Linked DNA regions of Homo sapiens: region 2 is linked to region 1. Evidence: chromatin loops called from intact Hi-C (ENCODE). Cell type or tissue: heart right ventricle. All regions are shown on one strand. Each heading gives the region's core, and the rest is flanking DNA. Links, peaks and the distances in the headings are about the cores only. Region 1 has its middle 14 kb from the start of PCSK6. Region 2 overlaps PCSK6 (proprotein convertase subtilisin/kexin type 6).

Region 1 (8,659 bases), core at 312-5,311:
TCTCGGTCTCCAGGCAGAATGGCTCTCCCTGGCTGTAGGACCTTATGTTTGGGGGCCCAACTGTGATTTGTGGCCTCACTGCCAGCCCTGTGTGTGACTCACGGTGAGGCCTCAGCAGCTGTTCCCTGCACCCCCATCTAAAACAGCTCCCTGCACCCCCATTTCTCACTGGCAAGATGAAGCCTCAGACCTGGCAATCTCGCTCCACCCCTATTTAAACAAGGCAGAACCTCTGATCTGGAATGTTCCCACTGCAGCCTCTCCCAGAGCCTTGGGAAGGAGTTGGCTAATACAATGCTGGGTGGCAGGGCTGTGCCAGCAGTGCAGTGATTTTTAAAATATGTGTTAGAGCCCTGGGTTTTTCCTATAAATGAGATGGTCGGCCATCATCCTAAATGTCACTCCCTCACTATTAGGCCACAGTGATGTTCCTAAAAGAGTCAACAGTAAAGACCTGTTTGTAGGTATCTAGGAGCCGGCAGCAGACCCTGGGGACACAGGACCAAACGTAGGGAGGTTTCAACTCTGGATCTCCATCGATTCTGAGCACCTCGGTGACCGGGGTGGGCTTCAGGCTTCCTGAGCTGGGGCTACAGGAGTGCAAAGGGGTTTTATGATGAGTCCATGTATTAAATGAAATAAGGGCCCACAGAAAAGAGAAGGCTGGGACCGCAGGTGTCCAAGAAGCAAGGCACAGAGGCAAGCAGGTTCCTTCCCACACGCAGCTGAGGTCCACTCAAAAGGTGATCCTGAAGAAATTATGCTAGAATCAGCAGAGTGGGCCTCGGCTGAGTGTGGAATCCAGCCCACTACTTGCTGGCTGTGTGACCCTGGACCAGGCACCTACCCTCCTATGCTTCCGTTTTCTCTGCTGCAGAAGAGGCTGCCAATGATGCCTTCCCTTAGGGAGTGAGCCAGGCCGTAATTCAAGGCTAGGCAGCACCTGGCAGCTGGCATGCTGGCAGCAGACCTCCTGACACACGTGCCCTTGGTTTGGCAGATGCTGGCAAGGGTTGTGGTGACAGCGGACACGTGAACCACGACAGCTGGAAGGGAACAGTGGAGGGGAGGGCACTATGCTGAGTCACATTTAGACCTCACTAAAACCGAAGTGGTTCCTGTTAACTTGCTTTGGTCTATGTGGTGGATTTAGGGCTTCCAAAAATCCTCTTAAGGCTTTTTATATCCTCCTCACTATTTATAGTCTAAACTCCCCCAAATCCCCAACCCAGACAAAATCATTCCTGCTATGTTTTCTTTCGATGCCAAGCTCACCAGCAGCAGAGAACATAGCTGCATGACATGGGGCCCGATAGGCTGCTCATGCCTGTGCCCCTCCCTCCAGGAGTGAGACTTGGGAAATCCTTTACCCTCTGCAGGTTCTGTGTTTATCCTTTGCAGGGTCACCTGCCACAATGTCCAACTCCTGCCACCCACAGGAACTCCAGCAATGCTACTGATTCCCACCATCCAATATTGTGATTTTTCAAAGGTTGAAAATTTGATAAGCAAACAACACATATGTGGCCCAAATAATTTTGCATCTGGGTCTTTTCATCTGGACTGAGGCCAATGCCCTTATTCTTCTTCCTTCTCCTTCGGAGCCCTTTCTCCCTCCATCCTGTAAAAGTAATCTTTCATTAGAAATCAGCAAAGTGGAACAGTATACTCCCTCCTGAGCATGTACCAGTCACAGGTCACAGGTGATCACCACTGTCAAGAAGAAAGTCTAATTCAGTCCTCACCTTTGATAGACGGGAAGTCTGGAACCTTCTTAGTCACGGCCTCTCAGGCAGAAGATAACAGAAGACTTGCCACAGTGCATGGCAGGGCCACAAGACAGCAGGAGGGGAAGTGACACTCAAGTCCTGTCTCCTGGAATAGGCAGGGGATGGTCCAAGTGAAGTGGGATTGCTCAGGCAGGAGGAGAAGAGGCAGAGGGGCACTGTGGCTAGGGAAGAGGCTCCAGCCCTGACCACCTGGGTTCTCATCCCAGCTCGGCCACCTCCCAGCTGCCTGACCTCAGATGAGTCCATTGACCTCTCTGGGCCTCAGTTTTCCCAGCTGAGCATAAAATGGGCATATTTGTGTCCACCTTAAATGAATTAGTGTACAGTGCCTGGACCTGGGCCTGGCACTCAGACAGCATTATGTGAGAGCTGTTCTCATCAGGCCAGAGGTTTAGCAATACCTCATTGCTACTTGTAAACATGCCTGGTTCTGGAAGTGTCTGTGTGGGTGTGTCTGAGTTAACACAGACATGCCCCAGGCTGGCCAACCCCACAGGCCGGACTTGTATCTCCCCCAGCAGAGACCCCCAGGCCAGCCTCTCCTCTCCCTCCACAGCCCAGACCTAGAAGGACTGCACAGCCTGGGGACCTCAGCTCCTTCCCCTACGTGCCTGGTGAAAGGAGGGAAACAGGCAGTGAAGAAAGAAGGAGCAGAGGAGGAGACAAAAACTCACCTCTCCTGAACCCTCTGTAAGGCTTTTGCATGCATTCGTGTCTGAGCTCCTAAAGTCCGTGTCCTGTTTTACAAACAAGAAAGCCCCGATCCTCCGAGGGAGCCAGGGCTTTGCCTGAGGTCTTGTCAGGTGAACAGTTAGGGTTCTGGAATGGGTGGCTGTGAAGGCACAAGGCAAAGGCAGAGGGAGGAGCCTGGGCAGCCACCCGGCCCCATCTCTTCCTGCCACGCCGTGAGGGCATCCTCAGATAAGGACCCAGGCACAAGAACCTTGACGGGAGGGGAGAAGGACACCCCGGCTGGCCCATCCCCACGGGTCGGTAGAAACAGGAGACAGGCCCGAGGACTCCCTGGTGACCAGGGACCATCTGTGGCATCCCCCTCCAGGACTGTGCCCCGGGGAGAACCGCTCACTGGGGATCAGCAGGCTGCACTGTTGCCCCCTGGAGGATGCAGAAGGAGAGAGACACGGTGCCCGGACTCGGCAGCCCCATGATCCCAAGCTGGGAACCCCCCGGGCAGGCTTCAGACTCCTTTACTGTCTGCCTGTCACCCCCAGGCCCCTCCTGCCAGGGGGAGCTCAAGGGAGTGAGTCCCCCTGGTGGCGGGGAAGCCCGTCCTTTGGGATGGAAAAGCCCGAGGCCGCCCCAGCTCCCTGGCCACCATCGTGCAAAGGCAGCAAGGCGGACAGTCAAAGGACGTGCATCCTGCAGGGGCTTGATCCTTTTGATGCCTACTGATGAGGGGCAAGTCACTGTCTATGAAGGGTCTACAATGTCCCCAAATTCTGCCCCTAATGTCGCTTTAGAAGTCAAGCCTATCCCTGCTAGTGGCATTTAGGAGCTGAATTATATCTTCTTTTAAAAAAGAAAAAAAAAGGCTTCTCTCCAGAGAAGTATTCAGATGCCCATGAGCTCTGCCATCCAATATGAATATTCCCTTAAAAATGAAAATTATGGCGCACTTAAAAAGGAGCATGTTATGTCAGCACCGGGGATAAGACAATTTATTACTGTCTACAAAAGGAAGGCTCTAATGCCGTGGTAGAGGCTGGCTCAGCGGGCTGTAAATTATGAGCCATTCTCTGGCTGGTGGAAATAAATCCTCTTGTCACTCACTGTGCTCTCCCCTTGACAGGCCAGCAGGCCGCCGGGAGCAGGCAGAGTCAGGAATTCCATGTCCGTGACCTGAGAGCCGCACCACTCCACCTCCTGGGCCTCACTCCGCCCTATACACGCGCACACTTAATGACATCTCTGATCATGTCTTCAGGACGCATACCCTCTTTGACTTGAAAAAGTAACAACTGTTTGTGGCCTTCTCACAGGCCGAAAAGAACAAGCGGGGTCCAGTGGAGAAAGGTGAGGCATGGGAAGGCCTGGCCCGAGCACTGTGACTTCAGCGAGGCACCCTCCACCCCTCTCAGCTTTCCTGGTCTGAAAGTAGAATTTCGCCAGAGGGTGAGCCGACAGGTAGAGCTGTTTCCACCTGCGTGTGCTGCCTGTGAGCTGGGGAACTGCCCACACTGGGAGGGGTTGGGAAGCGTAGGAGGGCACCTGTCGCAGACGTTGAGGAGGGGCTGCCTTTCCCCTCCAGGGGCTGACCTCCCAGGTGATTCCCAGAGCCAGACCACAATTCCAGAATTCAGTGAAAACAGCGCCAAATCCTATTCCCTCCCGATCCCACCCTGATCCCTGCCTCTGGTAAACCGGTAAGTCTTGTTTTCCCCACCACCACCTCCCACTCACCACCTTCCTAAAGCGATCTGTGCCATCAGCCCCTACTGTGAGTACAGCCCTCTAAGCCACTCAGAGGGACTTCCTTTGGAAGCTCACTGTCGGAGACATCCTGCATGCATCCAGGTAGAGACATCATGAACAAAGAATACGGGCCGGGCACGGTGGCTCATGCCTGTAATCACAGCACTTTGGGAGGCTGAGACGGGCAGATCATGAGGTCAGGAGATCGAGACCATCCTGGCTAACACAGTGAAACCCCGTCTCTACTAAAAATACAAAAAAATTAGTCGGGCGTGGTGGCGGGCGCCTGTAGTCCCAGCTACTCGGGAGGCTGAGGCAGGAGAATGGCGTGAACCTGGGAGGCGGAGTTCCCAGTGAGACTCACCCAGTTCTCAGTGAGCTGAGATCGCGCCACTGCACTCCAGCCTGGGTGACAGAGCAAGACTCCGTCTCAAAAAAAAAAAAAAAAGTATGTATACTTGCTAGGCAGTAAGTATGATTAAATGTGTCTGCTGTGTAAGAACTTGGGATTAAATGTTTCCAAAGAATGGTTGAGGAATCAGCTGGTATGATTGCCAAATAAATACTAGATGCCCAGTTAAATTTGAATTTCAGATAAACAATGAAAACACTTTTGGTTTAAGCGTACCTCACACAAAAGTTGGGATACACTTGCACTCATAAAATTATTTTTTATTTATCTGAAATTCAAATTTACCTGAGTGTCTGTCCTGTATTATTATTTGCTAAATCTGGCAACTCTGGGTGGGCAGGAGGGTCAAATGCTCAAGCTGGGACTGGCTAGGGAAATGCATCCTTAATATTTTAAAAAGAAGTGGCAGGCACAGGTTTTGGTTGAAAAAATACAGAACATTTTCTCTTGGGGCCTGGAATCATGGCAACTTAAACCATTAAAAGTATCCTACTGATCTCAAATACAGCCCATTAGGCCTCCAGGAAGATTAAAACAACAAAATAAATAAAAGTGACAAAAGAGACAGAGGGGAGAGAGATCAAGAACTAAATGGAACATCTGATATTCATGGAAGCTGTGATAGTTCCGAAACTGCACATTCGAGAAGTTTTGCCAGCTGGTATTTCAGGAAGGGTTTGGGGGAATGGGGGAAGAGCCCTTCTGCTGGCCCATCTCTCTTCTCGTCCCAGCCTCAATCCGCTCCAAGACAGGAAGAGCAAAGGCGAGAAGGAGCCACGCCCCAGGACCGATGAGGGCTAGCAGGAATATCACATCACCCACACCATTAGTTAGGTATGCCTGGTCTTCCCCGCTCAGCTTTCTTCCCTCCTCCCGTGGTCAACCCCAGACACCTCAGCAAAATGGACAGCCATCCAAGCCAGAGGCACCCCCTCCAAGCAATTCTCATTCATTCTACTTCATCATTTTCTTTAGCATCTTATTTGTCCTTGAATTTTCTATTTTACCTTTCCTCCACTTTCTAGTTATTTTCCCCCTCCCCCAAAAATGTTTTCTGGTGGTCAGTAAGACACTTGCTCTCTCTGGAAGAACAGTGAAATCCCTGATGAGACCCAGTGTGAATTCACAGTGTCGTCATGTCTGTCCTGTGAGATTAGGCACCCATGAACCTTCCCAGCTTTGTGTGGATCGAGCAGGTAAGAACAGAACAACCATTTGCTGCTCCCAGTGCCCACGGTGAGATACACTTCAGAGGTGACAAATGGATCGTGCGGCAGCTCAGACCCCAGGCGGGAGGCCACGGGGACACCCACCACTCTTGGCACCGAGGGCTCCGCACGGTGGAGAAGATGTCGACAACCCTGTCTTCTAGGTTCAAACATCATGTCATGGAGGTAAAGGGAGAAGGCGTGAGGTTAAGGGCCTGCGAATCTGGCTTATCCAAGAACCTATTAACTGTAGTTCAATATTTACCAGCCCTTCTGAAGACATGTAGAAGAATGACAATGTTCAGACTATCAGTGTCAAGATTGTAAGGAGTCTGCCTGAGTCATGGGTTAAATGGTGCCCATGAATATTTTATTGAACTGTTTCCTAATTGTTTACAAGCTGGACATTTTTGTCAGCCATACACAGCAGTGTTGTGTGCTACCCAGAAGTTCTGACTCATCAACACTTTGTCGGGTTAGCAGAGAGCAGGCTGCACTTGCCATCTCGAACCCAGAGTTCTTTCTGTGCTGTATTATTTTGAGATTTGGTCCAGAGAAAAATGATGGATCAAGGCAGAAAAGCAGGTAACGGGCTGTCCCCAGATGCGCACATTAAAAGGCAAAGAGCTATCGAAATGTCACAAACTTTCGTTACAGCCCATCATTGGAGAGCTTTTCCAGCCGAGAGCATCCACCTTGACATCCTCCCCTCCCCAGCTCCATCAGGCACGAAGAGGCTCCTGCTGACAGACATTAGGGACACGAAGCAAACTGACACAGTGGATTAATCCTGGTGTCTGGGGAGCAGTTAGGACGTGTCATGTCAATAGGTGTCTGGGCACCTTTTAGACCAGGCCTTAATGGCCCAGCCTGGCCCTAATCGTCCCTCACATGCCACGGTTCTGCTCTTTCATCTTTGCTGTGTGTGTCCCATGAAGTCTCATTTTAAACAAGGCAGCAAGGCACAGTGACCACCGCAGAAATCCACTTCCCTCGAGGCCTTGCCACAGATGCCAGCAGCGCCACCAGCCCCCATCCCCAAAGGAAAACACAACCAAACAGTCATTAAAACGAAGAAAACCACGACCATGGTAAATTTGTCAGTGTTGGCGGAGAAGATAATGATACTGAAAATAGCCTGAAACTCTTTGTCAGATGGCTTGCATTTTTGGTCACAGGAGAACGTTTTCTATGTGACACGTGTAAGTGACCTGTGGGACCTTGTCATCAGTGAGGTCAGAGCACTCACTGATGCTGAAATTTGGGGGGTTCCCCAGGCTGCCCTCATCGTTCTTGCAACATGGCTGCCAGGGTAGTCGGTGTGAAGGATGGGGTAGGCTCACCCTGGATGTGAAGGATGGGGTAGGCTCACTCGGAGTGTGAAGGATGGGGTAGGCTCACCCTGGGTGTGAAGGCATGGGGTAGGCTCACCCTGGGTGTGAAGGATGGGGTAGGCTCACCCTGGATGTGAAGGATGGGGTAGGCTCACCCTGGGTGTGAAGGATGGGGTAGGCTCACCCTGGGTGTGAAGGCGTGGGGTAGGCTCACCCTGGGTGTGAAGGATGGGGTAGGCTCACCCTGGGTGTTTGCACCTGCGTCCTTGCTGCTTCCAGGTCCCTGGGACATGGCCTGTGGTCTGCACTGCTTGGGTGGTCCGTGGAACGTTTTGCTCACAATGTTCATAAGAAGTAATACAAAATAGTATCCTTCTCCCGCAAGGGTAGGGCCGGGAGAACTGGGAGAACAAGAGGCTATTGGCACCTGCCAGGTGGAAAGCAGGTGGACAACTCAACAGAGGGTCTGTCTGTTGGCACCCAGCGGTGTCGAACTGGTTATGTAAAAGAGAAAGAAAAAGGATACTAAGTCTCTTGAATGAAACTGGGCCCCATCACACGACTCTCTCATAAGCCCAGCACAGCTCACCAGGGCCTCTCTTGACCAGAGGCTTCTGCAGAATTCCATCAGAATGGAGGCTCACACCTGCCAGTTGGCTCTATGGCTAAAGGTCATAATAATAGAACATCTCTTATACCTGATATTTTTTAGATCTTCTGAATCACATTTTACAAAAACAACTTAGCAATTTTGATTCAAAATTCAGATGCTTTATTTTTCTTGTAATTTTCCTGCACACACACACACATACACAGCCATCAAACTAATACTTCACACACACACACGCACACTGCCATCACACTAATACAACACACACACACACACGCACACTGCCATCAAACTAATACTTCATATCCACTGTAAGCTTATCTTTAATTTTGGGGCTGAATTTTGGGGCTGGAAGTACTAATGAGGAAGGGACTGTTCCCACCCTCTGGCAAGGCCACCATTCTGGAACCTGATGACAAATGCATGACAGATGCTGAATATCCTCCTGTCTTGATTGCCTAAAGACTTGCTTTTCACTATCAGCATGTTTTCATATCTGGTTTTCAGAACATAAATGTATTCACAATTCAACATTTTAGTTTATTCATTTAAAGCATTAAAAATGTTTCTCAGAGTATGCATGGTCGAGAAGGGCATATTATTAAAGCAAAAATCATCCACTCCATTCCCTTGTCCTACCCATAGTCCCAGAGACCACCACCTTTCAGCGTTTCTGCATTTTGTGTTCCTAGTGGCTAGCATCCTCAGTCTACATGGCATCCTGACATCTCTATGTCTATATTCAACTCAGGCTCTGTTGACGCCTTGCCATGAAACACAAGGCTTTAGCTGACTTACACTACATCTTCCCCTAAATTTTCACAGTTACATTGTTATTTTTAGTTTTCTGTTGTTTGCCTTTCCAACTTGCA
Region 2 (10,417 bases), core at 2,535-7,534, 140 kb before region 1:
GGCACAAGGAATCAGTTTATTGGAAGACAATTCTTCCACAGCTGGGGATCCGGTGGGGAGCAGTGGGGATGGTTTCGGGGTGATTCAAGCACATGACAATCATTGTGTACTTTATTTCTATCATTATTACATTGTAAAACATAAGGAAATAACTATACAACTCATCATAATGTAGAATCAGTGGGAGCCCTGAGCTTCTTTCCCTGCGACTAGACGGTCCCGTCTGGGGGTGATGGGAGACAGTGACAGATCATCAGGCATTAGATTCTCATAAGGAGCGTGCAACCTAGATCCCTGGCACGTGCAGTTCACAATGGGGTTCGCACTCCTATGAGAATCTAGTGCCTTTGCCGATGTGACAGGAGGTAGAGTTCAGGCAGAAGTGGGAGTGACAGGGAGCAGCTGTAAACACACATGAAGTGTTTGCTGGCCGCTCACCTCCTGCTGTGTAGTCTAGTCCCTAACAGTCCATGGACCATGGACCGGTAGGTGGGATGGGGACCCCTGCTCTTGTGGACTGGTCAAAGCAAGTTCTCAGAAGGCCTGCTGCTCTCTTGGATTTCAGCCAAGTGAGGCAGCCTCTCAGCAGCAACATTCCTCAACACCCCGACCCTGGCTGGCACCCAGCAGAGGCTCCCAGCTTTTAATATTTCATTTAATTTTTATCTTCTAATTACAACACTTTAAACAAAAAAATCCAACCAGAAATATCCTGAAGCCAGACACATGAAAACCACTGGCCACAGGGCTAAAGAGATCAGATCAACTATGGGCTGCCTGTACTGCCTTGGAGAGGCGTGGAGACCTCACCAGGTTGGGTTGAGGTGAGGGTGGCCCTGAGCTTGGAAGACGGCCCTGACACCAGGCTCTGCCCCTTCCAGGCAGGTGAGCTCAGTCAGGCTCTGGGTGGAGGAGCTTGGACTCAGCTCCCTCTTCCACAAAAGGAGAATCTAAACACTCACAATAAGAGAATCATGTTCATGCTGGTAAGGCTCAGCACTTCTCGGGCACTGTTTCGTTTAATCCTCCCACCATCCCTGGGCAGAGGACAGGTTGGAGGCTCGGAGCATGGAAATGGCCTGCCGAGGTCCGCAATGACCAGTGGTGGAAGATGGATCTGAGAAGCAGGCCGCTCTAGAGCTCAGCCTTGTGTTACACTGGGTCTTGAAAAGGAAGCATAAGCCAATATGCACCACACACATACACACACCCACATATCCACATGCACACACACACAGATACATGTACAAGTATACACATATACCTAATGCCCACATATACACACATACATATCCACATAGACATGCACATGGACACACAGATACATACAAGCCCACATACACACATACATACTTATACACAATACTCTCCCTCACACATGCACACATATATACACCCAAGCACACACTCCCATACACACGTCCAGTAACTGTCTAGAGCACCTTCAGTCAAACGTAAAAGAAACTACGTGTCTTTTTACACTTTAAACAAAGTGTAAAATCCCTGTCTCTACGTGTCCCACGGCACATTGAGCATTTACTCCTCACAAGTGAAGAACTGAAGTGTATTTGCTGTAAAGCAATGAAATCTTTACATCGTTAAATTTACTTGTGCCATGTAAATCTCTCAGACAGTCTTGCATTCTGACCTCTTCGGAAGAAATGTTTCCCATACATGTGCTTTTAAAAACTCTTCACGTAATGGAAATTCTCAAATAAACATAAAATGGAGAAAACAGTACAATGAGTCCCCGTGCCCCATCACACAGTCCCAAGAATCCCCAACCTTTTCTCAATCTGGTTTCGCCCACCCTCTTCCTACTCTCCCACTCCTCACCCCCACCCTCTGGAATAGTTTAAAGCACAAATCATAGGCATCGTGGTCATGTCTTCATTTGTAAATACCATGATATGCATCACTAGCAAGAATAACTTTTCCTGAAACTTTAATTCCTTATTATCATCTACCCTGATTCTATACTGATTTGTAACAGCGAGATAAAATAGCACCCAGTGCCTGCTGGAGAACACGTAGGTGCTAATCATCATCCTATTCCTCTCTCGTTCTTTTGATAAATTGGACTTCTTTCCTAGATTGGTGGGAATCTGGAAATAATGCTGTTGAAATAATCTGGAAAAACACAGCACATGTGGGTTGCTGCTCTTTTGGAAACAGATGAAAGATCAGAGAAAAAAGAAATTTTAATCAGGGAGAAAGTGAATTCTCAGAGTTCAAGAGTGACACAGGATTTTTTAAAGTGCCATCAATTGTCTCAGACAGTCTATTTATTACTATGTGAATACCAAGTACGTAAAACCCTTTGGAACCATGAAATAAGATACATGGTGTCAATTATAGAGAGAAGATTGGAAAGCATGCCTGATTATTTTTTCTATTTAGACATTGATGTCTCACAATTCTCCCTGGCAGGGGAAGACTGTGGGAGGTGCCCCAGCACCTTAGGTAGGCTCCTGGTTACAAAGGGAGGGCTAGGCCAACTCAGTAAAGTTTGGGCCCTGTACATAGCCCTGGTCAAACTGCCTGCAGGGCACACTCAGCTGGGCTCTTGGGGTGGAAGAAGTGAAGAACAAGGAAACACCCCTCACACCCATGCCTACCCAGCAGACCCGGCATGGGGCAGGTGTGCAGACAAGGTAAGTGTGTGCTGCATGAACAGGAGAACACCATGCAGATGCCCCTTAGTGCTGACAAAGCCAAGCTCGATTCCTGCAGAGCACTTTGCATGCATCCGGCATGCCCATGGGGGCCCCAGGTCATGAGGAGGTGCAGGGACCTTCCTGCACCTGAGGGTGCCGAGCGGGATGTGGCCCTGGGTGGGGAGGCTGGCCTGACCTTGGCAGGTGCACAGGCTCTGCCTTGTCGTTCAGGTGCAACCACCAACGTAGGCTCCGAGGCAAGAAGGGCGGGCTGGGAAGGCTCCTCTCTTCAGTGACTTGGTCTGGGTCTCACTTCTGCACAGCCCTATCTTACAGGAGAGGAGACCCAGCGCAGAGGCCAGAGAGACAGGAAAAGCGGAGGCAGGAGGATCCAACCCCAGGCCTGTCTGATGTCTGACGTGGGAGAATGAAGCATACATGTTTCTCAGAGAATAGACACTTTCTGCATTCTGGGTCCAAACTTAAAATCTCGGGCATTTTGGATGGCAACTCTCTTAAATGCAGCCAAACTTCTCCGACAGATGTTCTGCAGGACGAGCCATCGCCCCAGCTCTGCCTGCACCGTTGCCAGCTCCGTTCGTAGCCTTGCAGGCTCTGTGCGTAACGGCTGGAGTAGCAAGCTCACCCACGGTGGAAGCTGCCCCCTCTTCCACACCCACACTGTGCACTGCAGGGGCAAGGTCCTAGTGTTCCCAAATCTGGAGCTAAGTAGAGTTCAATAAAGGTGTGCTGGGCTGGGTGCAGTGGCTCACCCTGTAATTGCAGCACTTTCGGAGGCCGAGGTGGGCAGATCACCTGAGGTCAGGAGTTCAAGACCAGCCCGGCCAACATGGCAAAACCCTGTCTCTACTAAAACTACAAAAAAAAAAAAAAAAAAAAAAAAATTAGCCAGATGTGGTGGCAGATGCCTGTAATCCCAGCTACTTGGGAGGCTGAGGCAGAAGAATCGCTTAAACCTGGGAGGCAGAGGTTGCAGTGAGCCGAGATTGCGCCGTTGCACTCCAGCCTGGGCAACAGAGCGAGACTGTCTCAAAATAAATAAATAAATAAATAAATAAATAAATAAATAAATAAATAATATAGGTGTGCAGGAATAAATGAAGAGCTGTTAGTATCTGCAAATGCTGCAAGACTGCAAAGCAGGATTCACACTCGATTCCATTCCTAAATTGCCTCCTGGAAGAGAGTGATCCTGGGAGGACCCAGATCCTTGGCCTGGGAACTGAAGAGGAAAATGGATGACTGATGTGCTACTCAACCTTTAAAAATGGCTTTAAAACTAATTACCTAAGCCACGTTCAATCTGACAGGAGGTATTATTGGAGCTAGCGCATCAGTCAGATCACTTAATTACTTCATAAATCCTGGGTCTTAGCATAGATTTTAAAGCACTTTTACACAGAACACCATTGGAGCAGTTTTTTTCTTTTCATTTTCTTTTAAAGCAATTAACTTGCAGAGATTTGCAGGAGATTGAAATGAACACCACAGAAACGAAGCACCCTGCCCCAAGCACAGGTTCTTGGAATGCCTGTAGAGAAGTGAGGACTGCCTGCTTTTCTGGTCTACGCGTGTGTGTGTGCTGCACTGTGCCTGGCACTGAGGCTGGTGGTGACTGTGCACTCACAGGCCACCCTCACCAGACAACCAGGGAGTGGAAGATCCTGCCCATTTGAGATCAGTTCATACCTCGGCATCGACGAGGCTGACAGGCAGCTGACTCGATGCTGACGATGCTGACCAGACCTGCATTTTCCTGGCTGACCAGCCCTGCATTTTCCCGGCCTCTAGAGCTCTGAATCCTGGAGCTAGAGGGCAACCTAGGTCTTCTCTGTCACCTTCCCAGGCTGAGGTCCCCAACAGGCACTATCAGCTTGACCTGAACATTCAGTGCTGGGGCTGGTCCTGCCTCCCTGTGTACACAATAGCGTCATAGCGTGCAGGCAGGCTGGGCTTCCCTCTCCACCCATGCACTGATGAGAAGCCTCGGCCAGCGGCCGTCCTGCCCACCTGGCGTGGCCTCACAGGCATGCTCTGGGGGTAGGTCTTATTGCGAACAATGCCTACGTTGGGTCCCGGGTCTTTGGGCACAGCATAACCAGTGCCTTGGTGAGCTCTGGGTAGACACGGATTTTCACCCTTCCTCCTAGGGGGTGCTTCCTGGCTCTCTGGTGGTTGATAGAGATCTTCTCAGACTCTCCTCCACACCTCAATGCCCGTCCACTGCAGGCCCCCATCCACACTGACGCCTTCTGTGGGCACCAGAGCATCCTCCCAGAGGCAGCAGGCCCTTTCCTTATGTCGGCCTGGCCAGGAAGCTCCCACCTCTGCTCTGCACTCATGGAAGGGCCCAGACCTGCCCCTGGAAGGAGGGGAGTTAGGGCAGGTCATCGCTGAGGACTGTCTCGGCCTGACATCCCCGTCGCTTGCCCAGTGGATCGGGTGGGGAAGCCTGGCTCGTCACTGCTGAGCCCCTCTGTGGTCCCTCCCAGGGCCTGGGGAGCAAGGCCAGCCCTGAGAAGTCTCACCCCTGGGGGTAGGCGGAGTAAGGCAGGTCATATGTGGGCAATGCCTGGCACTTCATTCTACAAAAGGACAGCCGTACCCTTGGGGCAGTCGCCATCTCCTAATGGCCTGTATTTTCTATGCTACTAAGATAAAAAAAAACAAAGTGACACTGGGGAACTCCTGAGAATCTGGCCTTAGGCAGACCCTTCCTCACAAGCCCTTCCTTGTTTCTTTCAGCCGGAAATCCCTGTTTGCTCCACTGAACTTGGGGCACTCCTCTGGGTCACTGGTGGCCCTTGGGCCCTTGTGCATGGTACTATTGGTTCCTGAAATCCGAAATGTTCCCAACTAGCCTGTGGGCTCCTCAGGGGCAGGAACTGTGTCTTGGAGCCTCTCTGTGCCCGAGCACTGGCATAGCATCTGGCACATGGCAGGACCTCTGCAAAATGCATCGGAGACATGTCTGTTAGGATACGCAGACCTCCCATTTTGACATTTCAGGAACAGCCGGAAGAGGTACCATTCATCTGGAGGCTGAAGAGGGCTTATCCTGGATCAACCTCAAAAGCACTGGGCCCATACGCCAACCTGGAAAGGGCCGCTTGGCCTTTGTTTGAGCCCCTCTGACCCCTTTTGGCTTCACTCCATCACTCCCTTCCCTCACCCTGGGAGGATCCAGCCGCCATGCTGAACAACAAGCTCAGAGGCTGGCCCTGGAATGAAGTGAGCAGGGCAGGTTGGGGAGACTCAGTTGCAACTGCAGTGTCCCATGTGAGGGCCACATGGATTTCCACTGTGGAGAGATGCTGGTGGGACCCAGGCTCCCAGGCTAGCTCTCACTGTGCTTGGGGAGGATGCACAGAGCCTGTGGGTGACAGGAAGGCGCCCGTCCTCCCCACACACAGCAGGGAGGGCTTGCCGTGCGTCAGCTGTGGCAGGACGCATGCCTGTACTTGCTGTTTCTGGACCACATTCAGGAGTGGCAGTTGTCTACAGGGTAAAGCTTGCATGGAATGAACTGACTCCAGACGCCCTTGCAGGAATGTGCATACTCTCTGTGATGACACTGGAGAATGTGTCCCCGCCCCCCAAATTCCAGTAGGCCCTAGAAGGTCAGAGCTGGAAGGTACCACAAGGTGTTTATTCTGCACCCGTCTCAACCTTCTGAAAGCAAAGATCCAGTTTCTACCCACGCTGAGGGGTGGAGATCGACCTGTGTCAAGACTTCATTTGGGGCTACCCTCAGGAAGTATTTCTTGTATCCACTAATCCTGTGTCCTCTGTAGCACACAGAGCATCTGGTCATGTGGTGGTTACAGAGGGTTCCAACTGGACTAATTAATCCGCCAACACCTATTGGGCACCTATCATACACCATGCAGCAGGAGGCTCTCAGGGCACAGCAGGACCGGAAGGAAGGAAGGCTGCAGATGGCAAGCCCATCAGTGCTAAGGCCAAGGCCAGAGCTGCTGAGTGCCATGCAGGCAGCAAGCAGGGAGCTGATATGGCAGCATCTGGCTGGGCAGGAAGCAGTGTGGCAGGTGCACAGGTGTGCAGGGCATGCGGTTCCGTGCTGTGCACCACTGCAAGCCTAAAGCTCGCTCAGCACCCACACGCAACAGGCTCCAAACGTGTGAATCACTGTTATATAAACAGATCTCCTTCCATTGCTCATACAGCTTGAAAGGCTGACGATACTTAATATACCTAATCCGAATTTGGATTTCTAGCTCAGTCTTCCCTCTCACCTCCAGGTACATATCTCTGCCTGGACTTGTGTAAGTATCTTTGATTTAACCCACCCAAATCCAAGCTCCTGATCTTCTCTCCAGCATCTTCCCCCCCTGCAATGTTCCAGATCTAGGAAACTAGGACTCCATTCTTCTACTGTGCAGGACAAAAACTCTGAAGTCATCCATGCCCCCTCTCTCCTCTCACAGCCCACATCTGATCCATCTACACATCTCTCGACCCTGCTTTCAGAATCTGACTGCTTCATACACTCCACTGATGCTGCCCCGTCGGAGTCACCTTCACCTGATATTGCAATGACCTTCTAACTGGCTTCCCCGCCTTTGTTCCTCTCCCACCCTCACTTCCGTCTATTCTGACCAGCTGTCAGCCTATTAACACAGAAGTTCAGATCACCTCTGTCCTCTGCCTAAAATCTCTCAGTGACTTCCAACCAAGTCCCTGTGAGGGCTGACAAAGCCCAGTGCGATCTGGTCCCTATGCTCTCAATGCCTGGTCCTGTCCTATTCTGCTCCTCTTCCCACTGCCCCCTGCAGCCTCGGGGGCCTCTCTGCTGTGCCTGGAACACACCAGACACACTCCTGCCCGGGGGCCTTAGCATCCCCTGGAACACACCAGACACACTCCTGCCCGGGGGCCTTAGCATCCCCTGGAACACACCAGGCACACTCCTGCCCGGGGGCCTTAGCATCCCCTGGAACACACCAGGCACACTCCTGCCCAGGGGCCTTAGCATCCCCTGGAACACACCAGGCACACTCCTGCCCGGGGGCCTTAGCATCCCCTGGAACACACCAGGCACACTCCTGCCCGGGGGCCTCAGCATCCCCTGAACGCTTTGCTTGGAATGCCCTTTTCCCAGATGTCTGCAGAGCTCACCCCCTCATCTTCTTTGAGCTTTACTCAAATGTCCCTTCCCTGAGGCCTTCCCGGTACACCCTGAAATGCCCTTGTCACCCTGCCCTGCTTCATTTTTCTCCTTAGAGCTTCTCATCATCTAATGGACAACAGCTTCCTGCCTGGTAATCTTGTTTCACGGCCTCCTCTGCCTTCCAGAATGTAAGCTTAGCATCTGTTTTGTTCACCAGTGCATCCCCAGTGCTTAGAACTTGGTAAATGCTCAATAAGTATCTGTTGAGTGAAGGCTGTGTTCTTGGAGGGGAGTATTCTTTGAATAAACTGATGAATTCCACTTCCTAATGTTTTATTTAAGACTTCCGTATCCCTATTCAAATTTGCCTATAGTTCTTTCTCTCTCTTTTTTTTTTTTTTTTGGCATATTGATCAATTTCTCTTCACTCTTATTTCCCTCTAGTGATCTGGAAGGTTGGCATCCTGTTTTAAATCTTGATTATCTCTCTATTATAGGAAGATATTTGAGTTTATATGTCTCTATCAGTGCTAAGAGTAAGACATAATCCATCACCCCTCCCACTAAATGTGGAATCAGAATCTCAGCAAATTTTTATTCCTCCCCATTCTCATCCCCTGCCTTTATGTTTCTGTAGGAGTGTAAGGTGGGAGAGTGGGTAGGACATCCACCACAGGCATTCAGATAAGACCCCTCCATGAGGCCAGGTCTGAGCTGCAGCCATGGGAAGCCCTAGGGACAGCTGTCCCCAAGGAGGGAGCAGCACGTGCCAAGGCCCCATGGAGGTAAGACCAGGCATGTTAGGGGAACAGAACGGAGGTCAATGATGAGGCGCAGGAAATGATTCACGGTGGAGAGGTGCTAGCAGGATGTGCAGGTCAGGCTAAGAGATTTGGGTTTTGCTCTAAGAGCTGTGGGAGGTCATTAAAGTTAGCAGGGGTGCATCATTTTCTGAATTATATTTTAAAAGGATCATTGGATGCTGGGTGGAGAGTGGCTCTAGCCAGTAGGGGTTGAGGCAGGGGGGCCAGTGGAATGAGGAGGTAAGACACTATAGGGGACTGAACTGAGGCAGTGGGCAGACTGAGATATATTCTGGAAGCAGATGGTGAAGGAGACAAAGAAGAATTAAAGGTTCACTCCTGGGATTTGGCCAAGCAATGGAGTGCAAGGTGAAGCTTTTTTTTTTTTTTTTTTGAGTTGGAGTCTTGCTCTATCATCCAGGCTGGAGTGCAGTGGCGCAATCTCAGCTCACTGCAAGCTCCACCTCCCAGGTTCACACCATTCTCTTCCCTCAGCCTCCCAAGTAGCTGGGACTACAGGTGCCCGCCACCATGCCTGGTTAACTTTTTGTATTGTTAGTAGAGATGGGGTTTCACCATGTTGGCCAGGATGGTCTCGATCTCCTGACCTTGTGATTCACCCGCCTCGGCCTCCCAAAGTGCTGGAATTACAGGCATGAGCCACCATGCCCAGCCCAAAGCTATTTACATTAATGTGGAAAGCAAGAAAGAGGCAGTTTGGGAGTTTGTCTAAGGTGCACAAGCTCAGAGCCAGTTAGACCCATGCCCAGAAGCAGGAGGCTGCTGCAGAGCAGGTCTGGGTGCAAGAGGGCAGGGAGAGGCAGCTTTGGGCACCACCAGCAGGTACAAGGTGCTCAGTGTCACGGGGCTGGATGAGATCCCTGGATGGGAACAAAGAGCAGAGGACCCAGGAGTGCGTGCAGGGGTATGTGCGAGAGGATCAGCCAACGAGATGCACAAGGGGCAGCCTGTGAGGTGGAGAGGGCCCCCAGGTGTGGCATCACTGCAGCTGTGCAAGAGGGCACTTCTAGAGGGGGTGAGCTGCCAACGTCGCTGTGTGCCGGGCCCTGCTCTCGGTATCCAGCCTGTCTTACCTGATTTCATCCCACCGCAACCCAGTAACTTGCGTACTATCCCCATTTTCTAGATAAGAAGACCAAGGCCTAGAAAAGCTAAGTGACTTGCCAAGGTCACAGGTATTTGTAAGAGTTAGAGCCAGCATCTACCCCCAGGTAGAAGGGCTCCTGAGCCCCCAGTCTTAACCACTGCACCCTGTGGTCCCCAGAGAGGGTGCTTAGTTTGTTAGAACCATAGACCCTGGCTTTAACAACCTGGGGAGGACAGAGATGGGACCATAGGCTTGGGCAATGTGGAAACGGTGGGGGACCCTGACGAGCCCCGGTATTTTGTGCAGTGGATGGGAGTGGGCTGGGAGTGAGCCAGTGATGGCCATGGCAGGCAGCTTGTTCTGCCGGCTTTGCCATAAAGGGGAGCAGAGAAGTGGGTGGTGGCTGGAGGGGATGTGGACTCAGGGGAGAGGCATCAGTGCACGCATGTTGGCCTAATAGGAAGGGGAAAGAGAAGAATGCGTGAGATGCATGAGAAAGGCTGCCTGCAGAGGCACAGTTCCATGGGGGATTGACTGTCCCCTCAAAGCTGCCCTGGGACATGGGTAGGGCTCGTTGTATTCGGCTCATGATACAGAGTAAAGATCACAGGTCTAGAGTGTTGAATGGTGTGCCCGGTTTCCAGGGCTATGCCATGAGGACACAAGAGCAGTAGCCCCAGCCTCCATGTGCTCTCCT

Evidence for each region. Peaks named below come from ENCODE experiments on the same cell type or tissue, not always from the same donor. Only the 100,000 strongest peaks of a DNase experiment are listed, where the experiment ranks them.
Region 2: a loop joins it to region 1, with 3 times the contacts of the local background. A loop is called at or near these places in 13 of 110 quality-filtered maps.

The regions. Positions count from the first base shown.
Region 1 is chr15:101,499,158-101,507,816 of GRCh38, forward strand. No RefSeq gene overlaps it. Among named protein-coding and RNA genes, the nearest start is that of PCSK6, 14 kb to the left of the region's middle. In heart right ventricle, for the core only: CTCF peaks have their summits at 2,910 (motif pointing left) and 3,117; a DNase peak (open chromatin) is centred at 976; H3K27ac peaks cover 1,533 bases.
Region 2 is chr15:101,352,969-101,363,385 of GRCh38, forward strand. All of the region lies in intron 13 of PCSK6 (proprotein convertase subtilisin/kexin type 6), which reads right to left. Among named protein-coding and RNA genes, the nearest start is that of PCSK6-AS1, 24 kb to the left of the region's middle. RefSeq lists enhancers at 4,248-5,191, 6,136-7,079, 7,080-8,023, 9,870-10,417. In heart right ventricle, for the core only: a CTCF peak has its summit at 4,472; DNase peaks (open chromatin) are centred at 4,583 and 6,175; H3K27ac peaks cover 3,553 bases.